2 separate regions of the Homo sapiens genome follow, and region 1 is linked to region 2. The links are chromatin loops, found by intact Hi-C in ENCODE. Cell type or tissue: PC-3. All regions are shown on one strand. Each heading gives the region's core, and the rest is flanking DNA. Links, peaks and the distances in the headings are about the cores only. Region 1 has its middle 21 kb from the start of SCGB3A2. Region 2 has its middle 28 kb from the start of C5orf46.

What was found. A loop is a pair of places that touch in the nucleus more often than their neighbours do. Peaks named below come from ENCODE experiments on the same cell type or tissue, not always from the same donor. Only the 100,000 strongest peaks of a DNase experiment are listed, where the experiment ranks them.
Region 1: it touches region 2 in a loop (11-fold over the local background); 46 of 110 quality-filtered maps call a loop at or near these places.

What each region holds. Positions count from the first base shown.
Region 1 is chr5:147,851,972-147,864,327 of GRCh38, reverse strand. It overlaps the pseudogene LOC100288484. Among named protein-coding and RNA genes, the nearest start is that of SCGB3A2, 21 kb to the left of the region's middle. In PC-3, for the core only: a CTCF peak has its summit at 6,585 (motif pointing left); a DNase peak (open chromatin) is centred at 6,597.
Region 2 is chr5:147,928,575-147,940,930 of GRCh38, reverse strand. No RefSeq gene overlaps it. Among named protein-coding and RNA genes, the nearest start is that of C5orf46, 28 kb to the right of the region's middle. In PC-3, for the core only: a CTCF peak has its summit at 5,687 (motif pointing right); a DNase peak (open chromatin) is centred at 5,690; H3K27ac peaks cover 1,278 bases.

The DNA of each region.
Region 1 (12,356 bases), core at 2,413-10,412, 77 kb after region 2:
GCAGATTAGTGTAAGACAAGACAGGAAGATTTTTCAGTGTCCGGGAAGACTCTGGCCCCACCCACTACTGATCCAAAACCTTTTAGCTGAAGTCTACCGTTCGCTCCTCAGCAGCAGCAGTTCCCAGTGCAGTTATTGGGCCCTTTTGTTTGGGTGTGGTCTTTTCTGATGTGTGGAATATGAATGAGAGGGGTTTGGCACTTTTGGTTTACTCTTTTGATATCTATCTAAGTAATAAACGCTAAATCTAAAAGTGTCTTCTTGCATCTTTACCAGTGTAATCAGTCAGGCTTTGACCTTGGCCCTAATGTCTTGTATATGTAAGCTCCACACCCTTCCAAAAAAAATGCCAGACTGCACATCCATCATGTGGGTGCAAATCAAAGAAGAACAAAAGTTTGTGTTTTACTTTGCCAAGTTATAGGTCCAGGATTAGTGTCTTGGCTACAAATCATTTCCCCATTGCTAAATGTTTACATTGTTAAAAGAAAACTTGAGACAAATTAAATTCAAAAGAGTTTAATAGAGCAAGGAAAAAAAAGGTTAATGAATTGGACAGCCTCCAGAATCACAGCAGATGCAGAATGACCCCAGGGATACCTCGTGATCACAGCAAATTTATAGACAAAAAAAGGGAAAGTGGCGTAGAGAAAACAGAAGTGAGGTTCAGAAACAGCTGGATTGGTTACAGCTTAGTGTCTGCCTTATTTGAACACAGTTTGAACAGTCAGCAGCATATGAGTGGTTGAAGTATGGCTGATGGGATGGGCTGAGACTCAGCTGTTGCTATAGAAGCATATTCCTAAGTTAGGTTTTCAATCTTATCTACCCACTAAGGTAGGATACAGTTCATCCACAAGGACTCAAAAATGGAGTTACAGAGGCTTTCTCAGGCCATATTTAGTTCGATTTAACAATTCCCCATTTTTGGTCAGTCTCTCCATTTAGAGAGATTGACCAAACTTTAGGAATTGACACCATTCTCTGTCACCATCATGAAAGACTTCTTCAGTCTCATTACGGAATTCACAAGTCTTCTTTAATGTCAGTAGGAAATTCACAAGTCGCAGCTTTGTACCAGCTGAATGTTTATGTTGTTGCTGACACAGTTGGAGTGAGACCATTTAACTCTCAATGGATAGCCACGTACAAGACATTTAGGACTTGAGAGATACAGTGCACCAAGGGGACTATTATTAGGACTATAAAGAGGATTATACCAAAATACCAAGGTATACTTCTTAACAGGAGTTCTTGTGAAAATGAACTGAACCAAATTAACCAACTGAAGGTTCAGACAATATAAGCAGTTCGACAGTCTTAGGGTCAAATTGGTCATAGTCCTTGCTCAGAGAGTGAGAACAGTTAAGGATCATAGCGCTCCGTAAAGTGGCCTGATTTAAAGAGGATCTCATTTTTACTGTTACCCTGGTAATACAAGCCATAATAACTTGGAAAGCCTCTAGAAAAAATATAAAGATTAAAACCCTTGGCCTCTGATTATAAGTACTATCATGAGAATTTTCAGGAGAAGCTATTTGAAAGGAGCAAGGAAAATTGCATGTGCCCTTTTAGTTTTGAAAGTAAATCTCGCCCTAGCCAATTTACTGGAGCAGTATCACATAGTAAAAAGTTTGTTATTATGAAAAGGCCCCAAAGTTAATTGGATGGATTCAGATAAGAGATCCTCTTGTACTTGATTTGAAACCCCCACCACAGGAATGACCTTTTTACTCCAAGGGATTTGTTGGCTTATTGAAGTGGAGTTTACGGTAGATAGGGTAGCTCTGGTATCCACCATGACTGTACATGACTCCCCATTTATTTTAACCTTTGTTTCTCCATGTTTATTTAAAGGTATTATAGGGAGAAATTTACCAGAGAATCCCTTGGAGCCTCATCAATGTTGATTTTTATCAGAAGGGCTGAGGTCTCTTGGGTTCTTTTTAGGGTGGAAACAGTCGGCCTAAAGGGAGGCTTATTGGCATACTGAAATAAAAGCAGACAATCTCTTTTCAAGTGTCTTGATTGTCTGCAATGAAGGCAGACATCTTGCGGTAAAGAACTTCTTGTTCTAGGTCCTTTTGGTTGTGATTTAAAATGAGAATGAGAAGGTCCCTTCCATACTTTTGCTCCCAGCCCCTGTAACTATTGTAGTTGAAGGGTCATAAGTTTGTTAGCCTTTTGAGTTTTTCCTTCCTCTAGAGTCATCTCCAAATGTTCAGTTAAGACCACCAATTCAGTCATTCCTGTAACTTCCTATTCCAGTTTATGTGTTCTAATCAAACTGTTAAGTTCAGGATGGAGTCCATGTATGAACAGAGCAGTTAACGCTGTTTCAGTCCCTGCAGGAAATACTCCTTGCTATACTTTGAGCCCTACATGTTTCACAGTGTTTCTAAGCGAGTTCTGTAATCTGAAACTGGTTCATCCTTTTTCTGTTTACAAGATTGTATGATGGGCCAATCAGTTTTTTGTGGACAAATTTTAGGAATTAAATTTAAAGGGTATTTACCAATTTTTAGAGCTACTTTTTGTCCTTCTCATGAAGAACTTTTGGAGGGGTCTTTAACATCCGCCTCAGGTTTGTCCCAGTCTGCTGCTGCCATCCATTCCCAAGCTTCACCAGGCCCCAACATCATGTGAATAAATTGATAAAGGTCAGGAAGTCCTGGATTGTAAGCTTGTATGAGGATTCTAAATTCCTCAGTAAAGTTTTGAGGATTTTCACTTGGATCAAGAAAGTACTTCACAATGGCTCTAAGCTTAGTTTTGGACCATGGAGTGAAAGTAGTTACAGCAGGCAGGCCCAGCTGGTCAGAAGGTCTCACTTTGTAAGACATCTGTCTGATTTCTTTTTTTTTCATCATCGTCAGGGCGAAAGGGTAATTTACCAAAAAGGTTAGTGGACTCAGACTATGTAGGTAGAGATACATAAAGAGAAGGAATAGTTGAGGTTAGTTCAGTCAGAGTACAGTCCTCTTTTATCACATTCTTGGTCTTTTGCTTAAGCTTTTCATTTGTTTTTTGCAAAGAATCTTTTAAGGAAGCAATGTTTGATTCATGTGGTCTTTTAGAGGCCTCTGCATACCAATGAAAGAATACGTCCCACTGTTTTCATGGGGCTTTTGATCCCCCCTTTTCTAATGTGCCTCACAAATAATTTTATCCAAATTAAAACTTCCCCATTGTGGCCATCTTAATTCTAAGTTTTCTCTAGTGCGGTTAACCCATTTTTCTAAAAATGCACATGTTCTGGGTCCATAATTTTTATACATAAAATTTACATGGAGTCCTGGAAGGTGGAGTCCCAGACTCTTTGGATTCAAAAGATCCCATTTTAAAAATAAAGTACCTTCCTGAGGCCTGAGACCTCTAACTGAATCCAGTTCAGTTAATTATCAAATCCAATTCAATCCTGGACTCAGTCCAGCCTAACTATTGCTCAAATAAACACATAGAGCTCAGAACACAAGTTGGTGGAGCTCGGAATCTGAGAGCAAACTCACCCATGACCTCCAGCTACAATCAAGAGAGCAGTGAGCACAATAGTCTCCTCAGGTACCTCACCTGGTCACCTGGTGTTCCTGGGGGTTGCTGGAGTTTTACTTTTAATCCCACTCTGACACCAGATCTGTTAAAAGAAAACTTTAGACAAATTAAATTTAACAGTTTAATTGAGCAAGGGAAAAAAAAAGAAAAAAATTGGGCAGCCTCCAGAATCACAGCAGATTCAGAGTGACTCCAGGGATGCCTCACGGTCAGAACAATAAAAGGAAAGTGATGTATAAAAAAACAGAGGTGAGGTACAGAAACAGATGGATTGGTTACAGCTTGGTGCATGTCTTATTTGAGCATAGTTTGAACAGTCAGCGGCATATGAGTGGTTAAGTATAGCTTCTGGGATTGGCTGAGACTCACCTATTGTTACAGAAGCATACTTCAGTCTTGTCTACCTACTAAGGTGGTTATAGTTCATCCACAAGGATTCAAATATGGAAGTATGGAGGCTTTCTCAGGCCATATTTAGTTTGATTTAACAACATGCGCTATGATTCTTTTGGTAGTACAGGGTGGAGGAGGCCTTTTTACTGAGGTGTGTGGGCTCCTGACAAGCTTGATGTTTGCTAAACACTGTCTCCAGCTTCTCCACATCTTTCTAGGGTTGAGGCTGCTCTTTTGTGCTTTCAGTGCCCTTGTTCTTTGTTTAGTGACAAAGAGCACAGGTCCTGAAGCCAGCCTGTCTGTATTCATGGCACAGCTTTTCCAATGGGGAAGTTATTTACCTTGCTGGGCCTCAGTTTTACCAACTATTTTATAGTTGGGCTAACAAACTTCCTTCCTTCTAAGGGTGTTATAAGTAATAAGTTAACATATGCAAAATGCTTACAAAAATTAGTACCTGGGAATGAACACTCAAGATACGTTACACTATTATTATTATTATCCCCTCTCTATCTTTACTTTTAGCTATCCAGCTTCATAATTATAACCTCAGTCAGAGCAGCCACAATCACCAAGCTCATGAACTACTTCTCAACACTTTAATTTTGAGTGATGTTTGGGGAGTTTTATTTGTAATTTCTCTTTGAAGAATTTTACCTTTCTTTAGCTTGTACACAGAATAGAAGTAGGAGAATGGATAATCACTGCATCCAGTGAACAAATTATAAGATTTTTTTTGGTATAAGATTTTAAATTTGAGACAATTTCAAACTTACAGAAAAGATTTGAATACAGTACATAGAACTCTTTTTTTCAGAACCATTGGAGAGTAAATTGCTAGCCAATGTCCTATCACTCACAAATACTTCAGTGTGTGTTAAAGGGTTATTAATGCTGCCATATACGTTTGTGTGGATTAAGTGAGATGATGTATGTGCAAACCCTTGGTTTACAGTTAAGTATTGTATTAATGAAATCATGTTTGTCATTCCATCAAGTCTAGAAAAATTCAGGATTTATTTTTTGGCTGTCAGAAAAAACTGAGGAACTGGGGAAAAAGTCACAGGCTCTATTTCAGTGGTCTTTCTTTTTAAGTCAAGATAAGCAACAACAGCTCTGGTCTCAAATCATTTCAAATATCACAGGTTATGAAAATATGGCTGAAAAAATATGTTACTATGAAAATGTGCCATCAAAATCAAATAAGAAAAAAATCTATTTTACAGGTTATTAGTCACAGTCAACACATTCTATTTAGATCTGAACTCAACCCAGTGAGATCATTTGCAACCTGGACCTCTCAGTTGTCTAATGCCATATAACAAAATACTCCAAAATTCAGTGGTTCAAAACAAGCACAGTGTACTTTTTTCATGATTCTTTAAAAATACCATATAGCTGCTTCACCTGTTTCATTGATTGATGTTTACTGGGGCACTGGGATGGCTGGAGAGCCAGAATACTGGCATTTTGTGATTGGCTTTGGCTATGAGCTCAGTGGAGGCAGTTTGCAAAGCATCTGGTAATTCATGAGTTCCAGGAAAATGCATTCCAAGATATGAAAATTAAAACCCTAGATGTCCTAATGTTTAGCCTCAAAAGACACATGGCATCTCTTCAGCCACATTCTATTATTCAAATGAAGCCATAGGACGTGCCCAGTGCCAAGAGGAGAGAAAATAAACTCTACTTCTTGGTAGGAGGAATTGCAAAGAATGTGTGGTCATATTTAATTCACAACAAACCCATAATAAGAAGATTATCCAGGCTTTTGAAGGATCATATGAGAGACAGTTAATAAACTTGGTGACACCAGCCTGGAGAGAAGATAAACCAAGAAACCCTTAAGAGATTGTTCAGATATTTGGAGGGCTATCATCATGAAGCAAAAATAGATATGAATTTAGGATTGAATTTGAGAGGTTTTTGAAATGTGACTACAAATTACAAGAAAATAAAGTTTAATGGCTCCATACTGAATCCTACAAATAAAGGTTAGCTAATACCAAATTTACTGTGGAAAAGGCTCTTGTAATAGATAAGAATAGATGAGATTATCTTCATTACACTTTCCAAGTCTATGAGGTTGGTGCAAAGGTAATTAATTTTGCACCATAATATCATCATATGACTCCAACAGCCTCCTTAACCTAAGATTTAATTCAAGAAGAAGACACTTAAAACTGCAATAAACAAAGCACTTTAAACCTTATTAAGCTTCTCACATATCATTTCTGGGACTCTATCACAAAAAGTATCAAATTCAATAAATGTTGATGCACACATTATTTTCCCCCATGGGTCTCAATATTTTAAGGTTTTGACTGTCAAATCTATAATAATCTAAGTCAAAAGTACAGCTACTTAAGCCTCAACACTAATTAAAATATTTAAAACATTTCTTTTTTTGAAATGTTTAAAATCATTCACAATGCTTCAATATTTTAAAGAGTTACACTATCACAGGTCCTGAGATCTGGAATCTTTGGAATGACAATATGGATTAGATTATGTCTGATATGACTTCAGCTTCATTTTCTTTCTTTCAGGGTGGAATTATTAAAGTTCAAACCATGGGAAACTATGAATGTTTGTGGAATGCGATGTTGAACAAGAGTAACTTTCAAAGTGGTGCACAAATGCCCTCTTGTGGCCATTTCCGGGATTGTGCTACAGTTTACAAAACAAAAGCAACCTAACAGGCAATGTTAGTGATGGCCATCTTTGTGCCACATCCTGTGCTAGAAGAAAATAATGAATTGAAAAAGGAAAAAAAATATATGTTTAAAGAGGAGGAAGAAATATTGTTTTTAGTTTTTGTTTTACTTCTCAGATGATAAGCCAGCTAAAAGAAATACTACCTCAAATGCTGCAGAAGGCTTAGGACCTTTTATATTGAATTTGGGGGTATGGAGAAACTCAGAGGCTTAGAAACTTTTATATTGGATTTGGGAATATGGAGAATTTAAGAGTAAAGACAAAGTACTCAAATTGGCTGATGTACCTTGAAGACCTGGAGGCCTCTAATCTTAGGAGATTTCATAGCATCCCCTAAATATTCAGCAGTATAGGGGGGATCATCAGGATCCTTCTGTCACACTAGGATTTTGATAAATCAACAGACATTTAGGTCGACACAGGCTGCTACTCAGCCCTCCTTGCATTCCTTAGTCCATGAGTGCCAACTCCAGAAATTCCAACATATTGTCATCAAAAATTGTGGAAAGCATTTAGAAAGGACAGAACTAAGTTTATGTCCTGGACAGAAACTTAGAAAGCAGCACTAATAATAAGATGTACAGGTCACATTTGGATGCCTAAGGTCAACCATTGTCACCTCCTCAACACAACCAGAAGTGTTTCCAAGAATCTCCAAAGTGGTGCCATAGCTAAATGTAATACTATTTAGGTCTTGCCTAGCACAGAGCAGAGCAGGTCTATCAGCTTCTTTGAAGAAGACATCAGAGTTTATTAATGGCCCCAGATCACATTAAGCTTTTTTAGTTCAGAGAATGGCTGCCAGAATCAAGTTCTAACACATCATAAACAATATTAAAATATCAGACTAACAAAAAGTAGCTTAAAAGAATAAAATTGTATTGGTGTGTGAATATGCATCAGACAAGCCTAGTACTGGCTTGGCCTAAGAGTATTTATTTGACCCCAAGTTTATTTTCATTTTACCTATTGGAATAATTACAAAACCTGCTACCATCTATTAACACAACTTTCCTATAAGGCTGTGCTTTAAAAGTTTATCTTTCTTCCATGGTCTTCTGCTGGAAGGTAGAAGAGTCAGAAGAGATAAGAGATAATAAATACTTAGGCATCTAAGTATTTACCAACATATTTTGTTTTTTAAGAGTTCTGGATGAAAGTTCAATTCAAAGATATATGACCCCTTGGGTGTGTAATCATGGCCATTATGATGATATAATGGAAGAGGCTTTGTACCAGAGTCCCTGCATATCCAAAAGGGATACATTCCAAGACCCCCAGTGGATGCCTGAAACCTCGAATAGTTCTGAACTTTATATATACTGTTTCTCCTACACATTCTTATCCATGATAATGTTTAATTTATAAATTAGGCACAGTAAAAGATTAACAACAACAGCTAATAATAAAATAGAGCAACTATAACAACGTACTGAAATAAAAGTTATCATGCACTGTGGCTGTAACTTTTGCAGCTTGAAGTGTGACAGAAAAACTAGCACAATTTTTTCTTCTTCATAGTTTCACAGATAAAGTATTTGTTCTTACTATAGATCTTAACCACTTCAGCATATTATTTTTTTCTTTCCTTATTAAGTCAAGAACTTTTATATTTTCACTTAAAGGAAGCACTTCGTGGCTTCTCTTTGGCATTTCCAAATTGCCAGCATCACTGCTCTTGTACTCTGGGGCCATTACAAAATAAAATATGGGTGACTTGAACATAATCACTGTGATACTGAGACAGTCAGTGTGATAACCGAGTTGGCTGCCAAGTGAGTAACAGGCAAGCAGCATCCACAGCACGGGTACTCCAGACAAAGGGACAAGTCATGTCCCTGGGCATGAGATTTCATCGTGCTACTCAGAGCAGTGTGAAATTTAAAACTTATGAGTTGTATATTTCTGAAATTTTTCGTGTAATATTTTTGAACTCCAGTTGACCATGGGTAACTGAAACCGAGAAAAGCAAACTGGGGATCAAAAAGGCTACTGTACACTAGAGATTGTTCTGAGCTATTGTTAACAGGAATGTGCCAGGTTTATGTAAATATATTTCATTTAATACTTAAATTCAGATTTACGTTCATATATTTGTATTCAACATTTACCTCCAACACTATCCTTTCCCCTGTCTTGCAATTTTAAAACTTCACTCACTCTTTGTTCCTCCCACAAAGTTGCCCCTCTCATCATTGAGGAAGCATCCACTTCTGACTTTCTGCACATGGGGGAGATCCCTCACCATCACAACCAAGCCATAAACAGACAGGAGCTCTCTGAGCATCAGTTTTCTCATCTACCACAGTGTCCCATGCGGACGGCCTTTCCAAATACTATTTAATAATATTGCATCCTAATAATGTCCAACTATTTTAAACCAAATCGTAAATCACACATTTGTATTATGCTTTCTGGTTGTCCAATTACCTTTATTTACTGGGTTTATTTAAGCTTCAGAGGAATATATACGGATTTTATAGCTAAAGCTCAATTAGATTAAGCTCATTTTACAGACTGGTCTCACAGTTTAGACTCAACACTAAGCCTACAAAGTTCAATCATCTCATTGCCGTCTGTGATTAAGCAACCACCCTTTCCGTTTCCACAGGGGATCCTCTGACGTGGTTTTTACAAAATCCTATCATCACACCCTTCTGATTCCAAAGTACAGAATAGTGAAGGGGTTAAACCTGCTCTATAATAAGCACTCCATAAATATTAGCTGTTGCTGTTGTAATTAACGTCAAGCTTTACTATGCTCATGCACTTTTAAATTGTCTTTATATTTGTTTCAAAATCTTAGACATAAATTTCATCAAAGATGAGGTCACATTTCCTAAAGTCTTAATTATCCGGACCAGTGATCACTGAACTTCAAGGCCCTGATGAATAAAAATTGTTTGTATCCCAAGCTCCCTCCCTAAAAGAATTCTAGGCGTTTAGACAAACCTCAACACGAGCCCCCAGGTTCCTCCTTTCGACTGTATTACTTAGGTCCTAGCACAGAGACTTCACCAGTCTGATAACTGACACAGATGCCTTCAGAGTCCCTTGGCCCCATAGATTCAAAAGCCTCCAAAATGGATTTGGCTGCTATAAAACCCCAGCAGGGAAGCAGAGCTCCAAGCTGGTGAAGGTGAGTGTGTGGGGTTCCACTACTGAGAGAGGCATAGGCAGGTTTCACAGTTGTCTGGGGGTGGCCATTTGGGGCCAGATGAAGGGTGAAAAGTTGGGAAGAGATTGTGCAAGAAGAGGAAAACTTCACTTAAATAAGTAAGCATCTAAAACAAGGGAAATAACTGGTTCCTTCAAGAAAAAGGATTCTGCTTTATATAACTCTTGATTCTATAATTTATACTCACAGGTATCATCTCATTGAATCTTTATCCTTTATCAGCACTATAATAATTAAACAAGTGTTTATGGAATGTTAATATAAATCAAATGTGGTGCATGAAACAAAAATTAGGATAGTAATGATGGTATCAATAAAAAGAATAATAACCAACATGCTGGGTGTTTTTGATGTATCAGATATATTTCTAAATATTTCACTGAAATATTTCCTTATATTACCACAACAACCCTCTGAGGTATGTATTAATATTATATATTGCTTTTAAAAATTAAGGCTGTAAAGCTCAGAGAGGGTAAATGCCTTGCCTAAGGTATTTAGTGGTAGAAGTAGAATAAGCTGTGACTCCTGAGATAGATATCAAAGCAACCATTTCTAATATGCAGGCAAGACTGCTAGAATTAAACAGACATCCGGTGCTATGAACAAACAGAGAAAGAAGCAAGTAAGTCTACTAGGATGTGTGTGTGCAAGATTTCACCAACAGAAAATGGTGGAGGGGAAGGCATTCTAGGTAGCGAGAACAGCATAAACAAAAGCAGGCATTAGGTAGAATTGAAGACTGGCCCCACACATTGAGGAACTTAAAAATTGAAACAGGAAAATAGGACAGAAACAGATAGCAATGCCAACAATATGCAGCAGGCATTTCCCATAAGGAAATGAGAAAACAATAATTCATATGGGTTAGACAATAATTCATGTGGCCCCTAAATGCAGCTGACGTGACCATCTTCCCTTAAGAGAGTTTGGAGGGTCAGTCACCAGGAGAGATCCCACTTCCTCCAGGGTGGACACCCACCTCCTGATGTCCTTTACCCATAAAAAAGAGCATTGTAATGAGGTGAGGAAAAGATAAGATTTGGTTTCAGGAGGTTTGGGTTCAAGAACCAGGTCTGCTAGTTCCTAAGGCAGTGAGCTACAGCTCAAAGAAAACAACCTTTTTCAGTCTTTGCTTTCATATATGTCAAAAATCACTTCAATAATAAAACATTTGTCTTACGTAGCTAACATGGCATTTTGGAAATTATTAAATAGTGTGAAGCACAGGAAAGCCCTTTTGTAAACTAAATTAAAAATACGAATATGAGCCCCCCTTCAGCCCATTGAAGGAGGAATATACAGTAAAAAGAAAAAAATCAGGTAAAGTATATGAATTTTTAATTAAGCAGAACTAACGTCAAAATTCATTTCTGCTTTTTTACTGCTGAATGTTTGATTTTCAGTAATTTAGTAACCTCCCTTTACCTTAGTTTTCTCATTCATAATAATTCTTTTCCATATGACAGATTTGTTATGGGAAATAAATTAAATGCAATATATGAACAGAACATTGGACTCCTAGTAGCTGCTTAATTCATGATATGCAATATATGGAACATAGCTAGCATAGTGGCTGGCATAGAATAAGTGGTGAAAACTGTGGTTAAGAATATGGATAAGAAAACAAGAAGAGGAGGAAGAGGAGCAAGAGCACATGGGGGAGGAGGAGGAATATCACCAACAGAGAATGGCACATCCTAAAGCAGGGACATGAAAGCTGTCTGCAGTCATCATAAGAAAGGAAGTGGTGATAATTTAAGCAGTTTATGTAGTTTGAAAGTTTGAGCCTAAATATACCTTGGCTATTTTTAGGTAGCATGGAGAATGTGTCTGCATTGTCACTGTTGACTGTGGAGAGTCCCACGTCCATGTTTGACTATTGTGATGACTCTTTGGAGAGGGTCAAGTCTGCTCTTGACATCTTTTCCATGATCATCTACACAGTGACTTTCTTCCTAGGCTTGGCTGGCAATGGCCTTGTCATTTGGGTAGTTGGATTCCACATGTCCTGCACAGTCAACACGGTGTGGGTGGTACCTCAACCTGCCCGTGGCTGACTTCATCATCATCTTCCCACTGCTTCTCCAGCTGGTTATGGTAGCTCTGTAACCCTTTGGCCAGCTGCTCTGTAAACTCAATAGCACCATGTCTATTTTTAACTTTCTGGCCAGTGTCTTCCTTCTGACCCTCATCTCCATGGACCACTGACTTGTGATCCTGTGGCCAATCTAGTCCTGGAACAATTGCACACCAGCAAAGGCAACTCTGGGGCCCTTGAGGACCTGGCTTTTGGCAATTTGTTTCTCTGTTCCCTACTTGATCTTCAAGGAAACTCGTGGTGGAAAGTGTCACCCTCTTTGTACAACCAGTATGATCTGCAGAATGAAACTCAAGGAAGTCACCAACTTTGGAAAGAGATTATCATTCCATGGCACCAAACGCTGGTCACAACAGCCCACTTTTTCTTTGGCTTCTTTCTCCCTCTGGCTATCATCACTGGCTACTACATCCT
Region 2 (12,356 bases), core at 2,511-10,510:
TTAATGCTAAAGTGTTAGCAGAAAAGAAAGAAATTTCTGTAAGTTGAGTTATATGTTTGAGAAAGAAACACATCAAGAAACAGATGGAGAGGTGGAGCAATATGGCAGAATAGAAGGCTCCACCAATTGTTCCCCCTGCAAAGAAACCAATGTAAAAACTATCTACGCTCAAAAAAAAAAACCTTCGTAAGAACCAAAAGTCAAGTAAGCTCTCACAATACCTGATTTTAACTTCATATCACTGAAAGAGGCACTGAAGAGGGAGGAAATACAGTCTAGAATCACTGATGCCACTTCTCCCCCACCTCCCTGGCAGGGGCAGTGTGGTACAGAGAGTATTTCTGTTCCCCGGGGAGATGGAGAGCCAGCAATTATGAGGCGTTAAACTCAGCACTGCCCTTGTTATAGCAGAAAGTAAAACTAGACCAAACTTAGCTGATGCTGGCCCATAGAGGATGCATTTAAATCAGCCCTGGCCAGAGGGAAATCACAGATCCCAGAGGTCCAAACTTCAGTTCCCACAAGCCTCACCACTGTGGGCTAAAGTGCTCTGGGGCACCAAATAAATTTGAAAAAGAATCTAGGCCACAAGGACTGCAACACCTAGGTGAGTCCTAGGGCTGAACTGGGCCCGCAGTGAACTGGGGGTTGGAGGGCACAAAACCTACTGATCACCAGCCAGGACAATTTAAGCAGTGCTAACCCTCCCGTAACCCCAAGCTGTATAGCTTGCAGCTCCAAAAGAGATCCCTTCCTTCCTCTTGAGGAGAGCAGAGACAGGAGTGGGGAGAATTTTGTCTTGCATCTTGGATACCAGCCTAGCTACAGCAGCATAGAGTATGGTCAGAGCTGTGAGGCCCCCCTTCCAGGCCCTAGCTCCCAGACATTTCTAGACACACCCTGGGTTAGAAGGGAACCTGCTGCCTTGAAGAGAAGGACCCAATCCTGACAGGATTAATCACCTGCTAACTGAAGAGCCCTTGAGCTCTGAATAAGCGTCAGCAGTACCCAGGTACTACACTGAGGCCCTTGGGTGAGTCTCTGAGACTTGCTAGCCTCAGGTAAGACTCAACACATTCCCAGCTGTAGTGGCTATGGGGTGAGACTCCTTCTGCTTGATAAAAACAAGGGGAAAAGTTAAGGAGAATTTGCCTTGCACCTTAGGTACTAGCTTGGCCACAGTGGGTAGAGCACCAAGTGCGCTTTTGGAGTCCCTGGTTCCAGGACTTGGCTCTTAGACAGCACTTCCGGGCCTGCTTTGTACCAGAGGGGAGGCTGCATCCCTGCAGGGTGAGTCCCAGGCCAGACAGCATTCACCACAAGCTGACTCAAGAGCCCTCAGGCCTTAAGGGAACATCAGTAGTAGTCTGGCAGTATTCCCCATGAGCCTGACATGGCGGTGGCCATGGGGAGAGGCTCCTTTGCCTTTGGAAAGGGGAGAGAAGAGTGAGAAGAACTGTGTCTAATGGTTTTAGTGCCAGCTCAGCCACAGTACAATAAAATACCAGGTGGAGTTCTATGATTTTGAATCTAGTCCCTGGCTCCTGGACAGCACCTTGGCACCCACCTGGGGCCTGGGGGAGTTTGCCACCCTGAAGAGAATAATATAAGCCTGGTTGGCTTTGCCACCTGCTGATTGTAGAGCCCCAGGGCTTTGAGTGAACATAGGTGGTAGTCAGAGAGTGGTTACAGCAGGCCTTGTGTAATACCCAGTGCGGTACTGGCTTTAGGACTGATCCAATGCAGTCGTAGGGGTGATGGCCACAGAGGTTCTTATGTCACTCCAACCCAGCTCCAAGTTGCTCAAAACAGAGACAGACTCCATCTGTTTGAGAGAAAATAAGGGAAAAGAACAAAATTCTCTGTCTGGCAATCCAGAGAATTCTTCCAGATGTTGTCCAAGACCATCAAGGAGGTTATCTCTATGAGTCTACAAGAATTACAATGCTGGCCGGGCGCGGTGGCTCACGCCTGTAATCCCAGCACTTTGGGAGGCCGAGGCAGGCGGATCACGAGGTCAGGAGATCGAGACCATCCTGGCTAACACAGTGAAACCCCGTCTCTACTAAAAAACACAAAAAAATTAGCCGGGCGTGGTGGCGGGCGCCTGTAGTCCCAGCTGCGCGGGAGGCTGAGGCAGGAGAATGGCGTGAACCCGGGAGGCGGAGCTTGCAGTGAGCCGAGATCGCGCCACTGCACTCCAGCCTGGGCGACAGAGCGAGACTCCGTCTCAAAAAAAAAAAAAAAAAAAAAAAAAAAAAAGAATTACAATGCTACTGGGCTTGGGGTCACCACTAAAGCAGATTCAGTTTTGATCACAACACCCAAGTCCTTTCAAATATCTGAAAGCCTTCCCAAGAAGGATAAATACAAGTAAACCTGGACTGCAAAAACTACAATAAATACCTAACTCTTCAATGACCAGACATAAACGAACATCTACAGGCATCAAGATGATCCAGGAAAACATGACCTTACCAGATGAACTAAGTAAGGCACCAGGGACCAGTCCTGAAGGAACAGAGATATGTAACCTTTCAGACAGATAATTCAAAATTGCCGTTTTCAGGAAACGCAAAGAAATTCAATATAACACAGAGAAGAAATTCAGAATATCAGATAAATTTAGCAAAGAGATTGAAATACCTAAAAAGAATTAAGCAGAAGTTCTGGAGTTGAAAAATGCAATTGGCATACTAAGGAATGCATCCGAGTCTTAATAGCAGAATTGATCAAGCAGAATAATTAGTGAATTTGAAGAGAGGCTATTTAAAATATATATGGGAGAAAAATGAAAACAGAATTTAAAAAATGAAGCATGCCGACAGGATCTAGAAAAAAATAGCTGCAAAATGGCAAATCTAAGGTTTATTGGTATTAAAGAGGAGGCAGAGAAAGAGATAGAGGTAGAGAGTTTATTCATAGGGATAATAACAGAGAATGCCCCAAAGCTAGAGAAAGATATCGATATCCAAGTACAAGAAGATTTAACCGAAGAAGACTACTTCAAGGCATTTAATAGTCAAACTCCCAAAGGTAAAGAAAGCATCCTAAAAGCAGCAAGAGAAAAGAAACAAATAACATACAATGGAACGCTAATATACTTGGAAGCAGATTTTTCAGTGGAAACCTTGCAGGACAGGAGAGAGTGGCATGATTAATTAAAGGTGCTGAAAGAAAAAAAAAGTTTACCCTAGAATAGTATATCCAGTGAAATTATCCTTCAAACACGAAGGAGAAATAAAGGCTTTCCCAAACAAACAAAAGCTGAGGGATATCATCAACACCAGACCTGTCCTACAAGAAATGCTAAAGGGAGTACTTCAATCAGAAAGAAAAGGATGTTAATGAGCAATAAGAAATCATCTGCAGGTACAAAACTCACTAGTAATAGTAAGTACGCAGAAAAACGCAGAATATCATAACACTGTAACTGGGGTGAGTAAACTACTCTTATCTTCAGTAGAATGACTACACAATGAACCAATCAAAAATAATAACTACAACAACTTTTCAAGACATAGACTGTACAATACAATGTAAATAGAGACAACAAAAAGTTAAAAAGCGGGGGATAAAGTTAAGGTGTAGAGTATTTATTAGGTTATTTGGCTTGTTTGTTTGTTTATGCAAATCATGTTAGGTTGTTATCAGCTTAAAATAATGGGTTATAAGATAGTATGTTCTGGCCTCATGGTAACCTCAAACCAAAATACATACAATGGATACACGAAAGATAAAAAGCAAGAAACTAAATCATGTCTTCAGAGAAAATCATCTTCACTAAAAGGAAGACAGAAAGGAAAGAAATAAGGAAGAGAAGATCACAAAACAACTGGAAAAGAAATAACAAAACGGCAGGAGTAAATCCTTATTTATGAACAATAATATGGAATGTAAATCAACTAAATCTCCAATCAAAACACAGACTGGCTGAATGAATTTAAAAAAAAAAACATAATCTGTTGCCTCCAAGAAACACACTTAACCTATAAAGACACACACAGACTGAAAATAAAGGGATGAAAAAAAAAGATATTCCATGCCAGTGGAAACCAAAAAAGAGCGAGAATAGCTATACTTCTACCCGATAAAATAAATTTCAGTGTTCATGTAAGTGTAAATTAATACAGCCACTATGGAAAATGTTATGGAGATTTCTCAAGAAACCAAACATAGAACTACTATATAATCTGCCAATCCCACTATTGGATACTTATACCAAGGAAAAGAAATCAGTATATCAAAGCGATATGTGCACCCATATGTCTATTGCAGCACTAGTACAACAGCAAAGATATGAAATCAACCTCAATGTCTATCAATGGACAAACTGATTTTAAAAATGTGGAATATATACATAATAGAATACTATTCAGCCGTTTAAAAACTATGAAATCCTGTCATTTGCAGCAAAATGGATGGAACTGGAGATTACTATGTTCAGTGAAATAAGCCAGTCACAAAAAGACAAATATCACATGTTCTCACTAATATGTGAAAACTAAAAAAGTTGATCTTATGGAGGTATAGCATAGAATTATAGATACTAGAGGCTGAGAAGGCATGTGAGGGCAGGGAGATGGAAAACATTTCAGTAACGGATATAAACATATGGTTAGATTGAAGATATAAGTTCTAATGTTGTTTGCCCATTTTTTTTTTTTTTTTGAGATGGAGTCATGCTCTGTTGCCCAGGCTGGAGTGCAATGGCACGATCTTGGCTTACTGCAACCTCCGCCTCCCAGGTTCAAGCGATTCTCCTGCCTCAGCCTCCCAAGTAGCTGGGATTACAGGTGCCTGCCACCATGCCTGGCTAATTTTTTGTATTTTTACTAGAGATAGGGTTTCACCATGTTGGCCAGGCTGGTCTCGAACTCCTGACCTCAGGTGATCTGCCTGCCTCAGCCTCCCAAAGTGTTGGGATTACAGGCATGAGCCACCACTTTTTCATAGGGTGACTATAGTTAGCAAAAATGTATTGTATATTTTAAAGTAGCTAGAAGAGAGTACTTGAAATGTTCCCAACACACACACACACTCTCTCTCTCTCTCTCTCTCACACACACACACACACACACACACACACACAGTTTTCTCCCTATAAAATATGATTTCCAGGCCCAATCCTCTCACAAGCATCCTAGAGCAGTAAAGATTTCACATAGTGACATCAGACTTGAGTTTGATTCCACCTTTACTATTCATTCACCATGAGACTGGACAAATTAGTTAACCTCAGAGTCTCAGTTTCCTCATCTGTGCATTGAATATAGAAACAGTATTCAATAAAAAGGGCTGTGGGGAGCATTAAAGAAAATACTTCATGTAAAGAACATAGAACAGCATCTACTAATCTTCCACAAGGTAGACATTCAGTAAATACTAACCATTTTTATATTTTCAATATTATTACTACTTGTTATTATGATTGCTCTTATTTAGCAACCTAGTTTTATTTGTCAATGCTCCTCAAATTGTAATATACATCATAGTAGTAGCTCCATGTGTTCAATAAAGTCAGGCACCATGAGGTTGGTAGATTACCCCCATTTACAGATGAAAAAAACTGAGACAGATTAAGTAGCTGGCTCAAAGTATATGACAAAGAAGGAATCCTAATCCAAGAATTCTGACCCATGCAGGATTGCAACATCTGAATTATGCCGTTTTGATCGTTATTTCCACAAGATGGCGATCAACAATAGAGAATGGCTTGTCCTCCTACACCCTCTTAATAAATCAAAATGATGTCCCATGGTGGTTAGTCAGTACTTAACCCTTATTAAAAAGGCATTTTCTTGCAGGAGAGCTTTCAGTATTTAAGGAAACTAAATATTTGGAGATAAAAGATATATACTTAAATAAGGATACTTGTAGCCAGTATTAAAGAGGTTTGTTCAGTAGAAATTTAGAGCACAAGATAGGCGCTTGAAGAAAATGTGAAGGAAAAACCCTTGTGAAAAGTAATCAAAAAATAAGCAGCTTCCGACAACTACTCCACAACTGGAGTCGTAATATACACTTCACATCCCCATATCCACAATTCAGTCATTCCTTTGGACAGATGAAAACAAAATTGCAGCTGGGCGCAGGGCTCATGCCTGTAATCCTAGCACCTTGGGAGGCTGAGGCGGGCAGATCACCTGAGGTCAAGAGTTCGAGACCAGCCTGGCCAATATGGCGAAACCCCATCTCTACTAAAAATACAAAAATTAGCTGGGTGTGGTGGCAGGCACCTGTAATCCCAGCTACTCAGGAGCCTGAGGCAGGATAATCACTTGAATCCTGGAGGCAGAGGTTGCAGTGAGCCCAGATCACACCATTGCACTCCAGCCTGGGCAACAGGAGCATAACTGTGTCAAAAAAAAAAAAAAAAAAAAAAAAAGAAAGGGAGAAAGGAAACAAAATTGCAATGAATTTAAACTATGCACATATAAACCTGTAAGTATTTATTGTCTTCTACCCTTCCCCAATGTATTAATGAGAATTCTGCATTTTCAGCATTTCCTACTATGCCTCAATTCTTTCCCACCTTCAGAAGATGAATTTCAGCCACTCCAGTTCGTCTCTGGCCAATTTTTGACATAGAATTGGCAAATGAGCAGAGAGACAAATTGAAAAGTAAAGAGATGGAATTTTTATCAGAAAGACACATATTTAGTCAATTAAAAGCTGAGATATGGAAGCTGAAAGACAAGAGATGAGAAGAAAAATGAAGAGTCACTAAGGTTCGTTTTCTTTGGTTGTTTTGTTTTTGTTAATCAAGTTGAGTTTTTATGTGATAGAGAAGGTTTAAAGAAAAGGTTTGGAGTGGCTTCAGAGTATAAGAGATATGAGGATTGGAGGAATCAGGAAAAGGGGGATGGTCAGAAGATTTCAGTTATAAATTATATCCCTGTTAATCTTTGCCAGGAGATTCAAGAAAAGATTTGAATCACCTTTAATTACTTTAAATATCAGGTTTGGTTTCTTTGAAGTTGAATGCACAAGAACTCCAGGCAGCTGGAGCTCCCAGGTTTTTCTCGTTACAGCAACACTTGGAGGCATCCACATATGCACACACCGTGCTGGCATGAAGGGTACCTAAAACAATACTGCTTTTGCTCCTTCCTGCTCCAAAGCAGAAGCTAGAAAATAAATTATTTTCAATATGCTAATAAACTAATATTAAGCATATGTTCCCTTGCCACTTTAAAGTATGTAATATAAATATAAATCCCTTATACATCTGCTGCTCTCTATAATTTTCAAACGTCTCTTTAATCTCATTTGAACTTCGCAACATTCCTGGAAAGCAAACAAGGGTCATTATCACCATTTTATAAGATGCGGGAAGAGAAGTTCATAGAAGTTGCATGGGTTGCACAAAGTCACCCAGTCACTAAGTGGCAGAGCTGGATTTTAACTTTGGTCTCTCACTGCAAGTTCACTAGGCTCCACACCGCTCAAACGTACTTCAAATACTCCTTCATGGAGAGTTCTATGTATGTATAGGCAAAACCAATGGGCCTAAAGCTTGAAGATCTTGGTTCCAGTCCTGCCCTTTCTATAATGTTGGGTAAGTCGTTTTTCTGCTCTGTGCCTGTTTATCAACTTCTTCAGCTGTGCGTGTTTTAGAAGTAAAATATTTTACTTCGTAATGATATTAGCTATTATTACTAAGGCTTATTTAAGATAGGCACCTCTGTTAGGTATACAGATTTATCATCCATTTAATCTTCATAACCTAGCAAATTTTCGGAGAAGTTAAAATAATTTTCCCAAGCTGTCAAATAGCAGAACCAGGATTTGCATACAGGTCAGAAAGATTCTATTTTCATAGTACTAAATTGCCTAAAAATCTCTGTTGAATTATGAAAATATGTGAGTGGCTATGAGGCTTTCTTCTCTCAGGCATGATGCTGACTTGGCATACTTAGTGTACATACTAATTTGTTAAATGAAAGTTATAATAATAATGACAATAATATAAAAATAAAAGCAGTAGCAAATTGTATTAAGTGCTGTCTATAAATCAATTGCTAAGCACATAAAATTATATAAAGTATATGCACTATCATATTTAATCCTTGAAGCAGCTTTATGTGGTAGGTGCTTTTATTATCCACATTTTAAAAAATAGCAAACCAAGAACTAAAAGGAATAAATTTCTCTACCCTATTCAGTAAGTTGTAGAGCTTGAGTTTACATCTGGGTTTGTCTTCCACAGAATCTATGTTCTTAACAACTGCCTTGTACTTTCTGAATAAGTGGGGCTTTTCTGTGGCCCCTGTACCTGAGCCCTTGTCTTGAATTTATGTGGGTAGAAGATCCTCTCCTCTGAATGTGAGCAGAGGCCCCTCCTCTCTAACCTCAGTGCCCATTTCTCCATGCCTAACCCCTCTCCTCTGCTGTATCTCCTGCCCTAAATTGTTGATGCATCGCCTCTTCCTTCCTTTCCCACTGCACTAAACTAGAATATACTTATTTATACAGTTTCTATTCCATTTATAGTACGAAGAAAAATAAGCTTGAGACATTAGAACTTGATAAGACATATTTCTCTTCACAATAAAGGCTTGAGAACTTTACGTGAGAGAACAATCACAAATTACCAGTTGTGACAAGCTTCAGGCATCATTCTGGATTGTGTCCATATTTCTGAAATCAACACTCTAAGCAAGTGGTACAGGTTTGGGTACTTAATCTAAGTAAGTAGTAGGCCCTTGTTGAACTAAATACAGGACATCCCAGTCCTTAAACTGGGAGAGAAAGGCCAGCTTTCACTGGAGAAAACCCAGTTTCCAACTGAAACAAGAAGACAAACACTAGAGTTTGCCTCTAAAATTCATGAACACCAACTCACAACTCTCCACTCAAACACAGGCAAGGAAGCATTTCCAAAATTAGATTTTTATACAGCTCAGACACACCCTTAGCCTCCCAGACCATGGCAGAGCCACCAGACTGACCCCACACCCTCTTCCAGACTCAGAAATTGGGAGGCCAGAGACTTGCTCAATGTCAAACAACTCTTAAAGACTATGCTCCAAATCCCTTCTTGCCCTTCAATTAACCCTTGGTGCTTTCTTTTGGGAAATCTGACAACCATGGGGTCATCTTGACCAATGGCTATGGAGAACTGCCCTTGACAAAATTCTCCTTCCCTCCTGACTAAAATAGATCCTCAAACTATCATATCCATAAATGGCCTTAGGGAAACGGTCTAACATCTTCCCAAATTACTGCAACAGAAAGAAAGAAAAAGGAAGGAAAGAAGGGAGGAAAGGCAAGAAGAAAGGAGGGAAGGAGAGAGAGAGAAAGAAGAAGGAAAGGAGGAAAGAAAGTCTGTCAATAATGAGTGTCAGAAATGCAAAATTACTTCAAGTTAAAGAGATGTTTTACTTGTGATTTCCTTATAAGGAAATAAGTTCCCAAACTTATTTGGCCACGTGTCTTTCTTATCTCCTCCATGGAGAAGCTCATAAGTTTAGTGTTCTATGAAACACAGTTTGGAATATGCTCATGTAGTCCAATATTCTTAAGATCCCATTTTCAGACAAGGTTCAGAAAGCTGAAATGACTTGTTTAAGGCCCTTCAGTATGCCTTTAAAAGAAGGAGGGTTGCAATCTATGTATTTTCACCCTTGAGGTCAATGATCTATCTACTGCATCATGCTTCCTTGTTCCAGGACCAAAGCATAACTTTGGTCCATAGGACTTGAAAACAACCTAAGCTTCATGAGGCCAGGGACTGTCTGTGTTGTTGACTGCTGAGCACCCAGCACAGTGTCTGGAACATTGAAGGTATCCATAATGTTAAAAGAAAAACCTTAGGCAAAAATTTAACAGAATTTATTTAAGCAAAGAATGATTCATGAATCAAGCAGGAAAGTCAAAAGGAAAACAGAACCAGAAGTTCAGACAGCCCCTCGCTGCAGTGGGAGTAGCAAGCTTTTTTAGACCATGAAAGCAAAATAAGGAAGTTACTTGATAGGCTACAGCTAGGCATTTGCTTTACTGGGGTGTGTTGCAGTGGAGAGTCCCAAGCTAGAGGTTAGCTGGAGGTTTCTAATTGGTTAAACTTAACTTGTGTTTTACCGTTTACATTTAATTGAGTTTTGGTTTGCCTATGTTGGAGTTCCTATTACAGAGACAATCTCAGGCTAATGGCCTCCTTCTTACTTGCTTTAACTATAAGTATTTAATGAATAAGTGCTGCACAACAATAAGAATCGCATTGTCGCATTGTCTTACTGACTCTTCACAACATCCCTAGGGTTATTATTTTCAGGTTAGACCTTGAGATTCAAAAAAGTCAACAACTTGTCACAAGTTCATAGAGCTAGTAAATAGTAGAAGAGTCAAAACTCATAACCAGGTCACTCTGACCCTAAACTCCATACTCTTTAACTATAATTGTATACTATCTCAGTATTTCCCAAGTCCTAAAATACATATAAATCATCTGGGTATCTTTTGAGAATGTAGATTCCAATTCAGTAGATTTGGAGTAAGGTCTATAATTCTACATTTCTAACAACTTGCTAGGAAAAGTAGATCCTGCTGTTTCACAGATTGTACTGAACAGCAAAGCACTATCCACACTCACAGAATGTCAGAGGTTTAAAGGGAAACTTAGGCAGTCAAACTGGAAATATGGAGCCTGGGTATTACAAAGTGCTTATGCATAGGTGGTTTATTAATGCTTACATCACAACACTGAGCTAAAACCAGACCCCAATCCCATTGGTCCCTACTGTAGACAAGACACCACAGTGGGACAGAGTCAACACGCAATGAAGCAGCATGGAGAAAACCGGAAGGAAAATACTCAATAACACTTTACTACTGCCCTGTGATGGTCCAACAGTGTTCACCCTTGTCCAAACCCAACAGGAAAACAGGAGGCAAGGAAGCCCCTTGACATAATTCAACTAAGTAAGCCTCAATGGGTCACAAGCAGGGTAAACAAAGGTGGACGGTGGTTCTGGAAGTGCAAACTGAAGCTAGCTGAGGTATTTGACTCTCTGTGGAGACCACACCAAGCTGATTTCAACTTTCTCTTTTATCTGGAGTGGAAAAAAACAATAAGAAAAAAAAGTAGGGATGGAAGGTGTTTTTTTCTACTCCGTGCCTATATATTTCATCTAGAACTCTTATCTCTTATCTGTGGAAAAGAAATACGTCTTTTTATTTGGGAGGTTAAACCCTTTGCAAGTGCTTATAGAATAATCACAAAACCCTCTCACTCTTTTCTCCCCCCAAATAGACATGCTTTACCACCTTAAATTCACTCCTCTCTCAAACTCCAGATAATTAACTCTCAGAATTCTCCTGCAAGTTACCTTACTGTTTCTTCTCAGATTCACTGCTAAGTACCTCTTCTTATACATAACAGTTTTTTATGGTACTCTATCAACATTTTTTTGTTTTTGCCTGTTCAAGCCTTTCTATCTTTGGGGATCCACTCTCAACTCCATTCTTTCAGTTCCATTTTGCCATCTACCTGTGGGAAAACTACCTAAACGCTGAAGATGCCCCTCAATTTCGATAAGTGCCCAACCAAAATTTACCATCATTCCTCTAATCTTCCTTCTGTGCTCCCTTTTCATGGTAAAGTCACTATAATTTCCCTGCCGATCACCTAGATTCCAAGACAGGTCTAACAAATTTTAGCTTAATAACACTGCCAGGAATTTTATCCTCTGCTTACTTTCCACTGAGAAAAAAAAATCATGTTTAATCCACCTTTTTTCTTGCCTGGGTTAATAGAATACTTTCATAATTAATTCCCTGCTTCTTGGTTTTTTCCTCTCTGGTGCAATTTACACACACCACCATCCAAATAATATTCCAGAATTACAGTTCTGATCACATTATATATTTTTAAAATAATGCAAGTCTCTGAACAGCCATCGAAGGGAAAGGAGCTATGGATGTTTACGGATGAAGAGAAAAGGGAGGCCAAGTTAACATTCCACCTATTTGAACTCCGTTGGCTATTTTGTTCTTTATCTTACACATCTTTTCGTTGGAGGTGAGTGGTATATTTGTTTCCCTTTTCATTCATTTTCTATTTTTTTTTAAATTTTGATATTAGAATTAGTACAAGAAGGAGGAAGGGGAAAAATGAGACTAGTGGTAACAGAGGAGGAGGGAGTCGTGAAAAGCCTGAGTGACCAAACTGGTCATTAATAGTTGCCAGTCATCCATGGAGAAATTGAAGGGAGGAATGATCTTTTCAAAGAACCAGTGTTTCTATGTATGGCTGAAGCATAAGTCCTTCTTTGACTGGTTTTCTTAGAAACAATGCTATTTCTGGAGACTTAGAAGTCCTGGCAAAGAAATGCCAAAATTCTAACGATTTCATT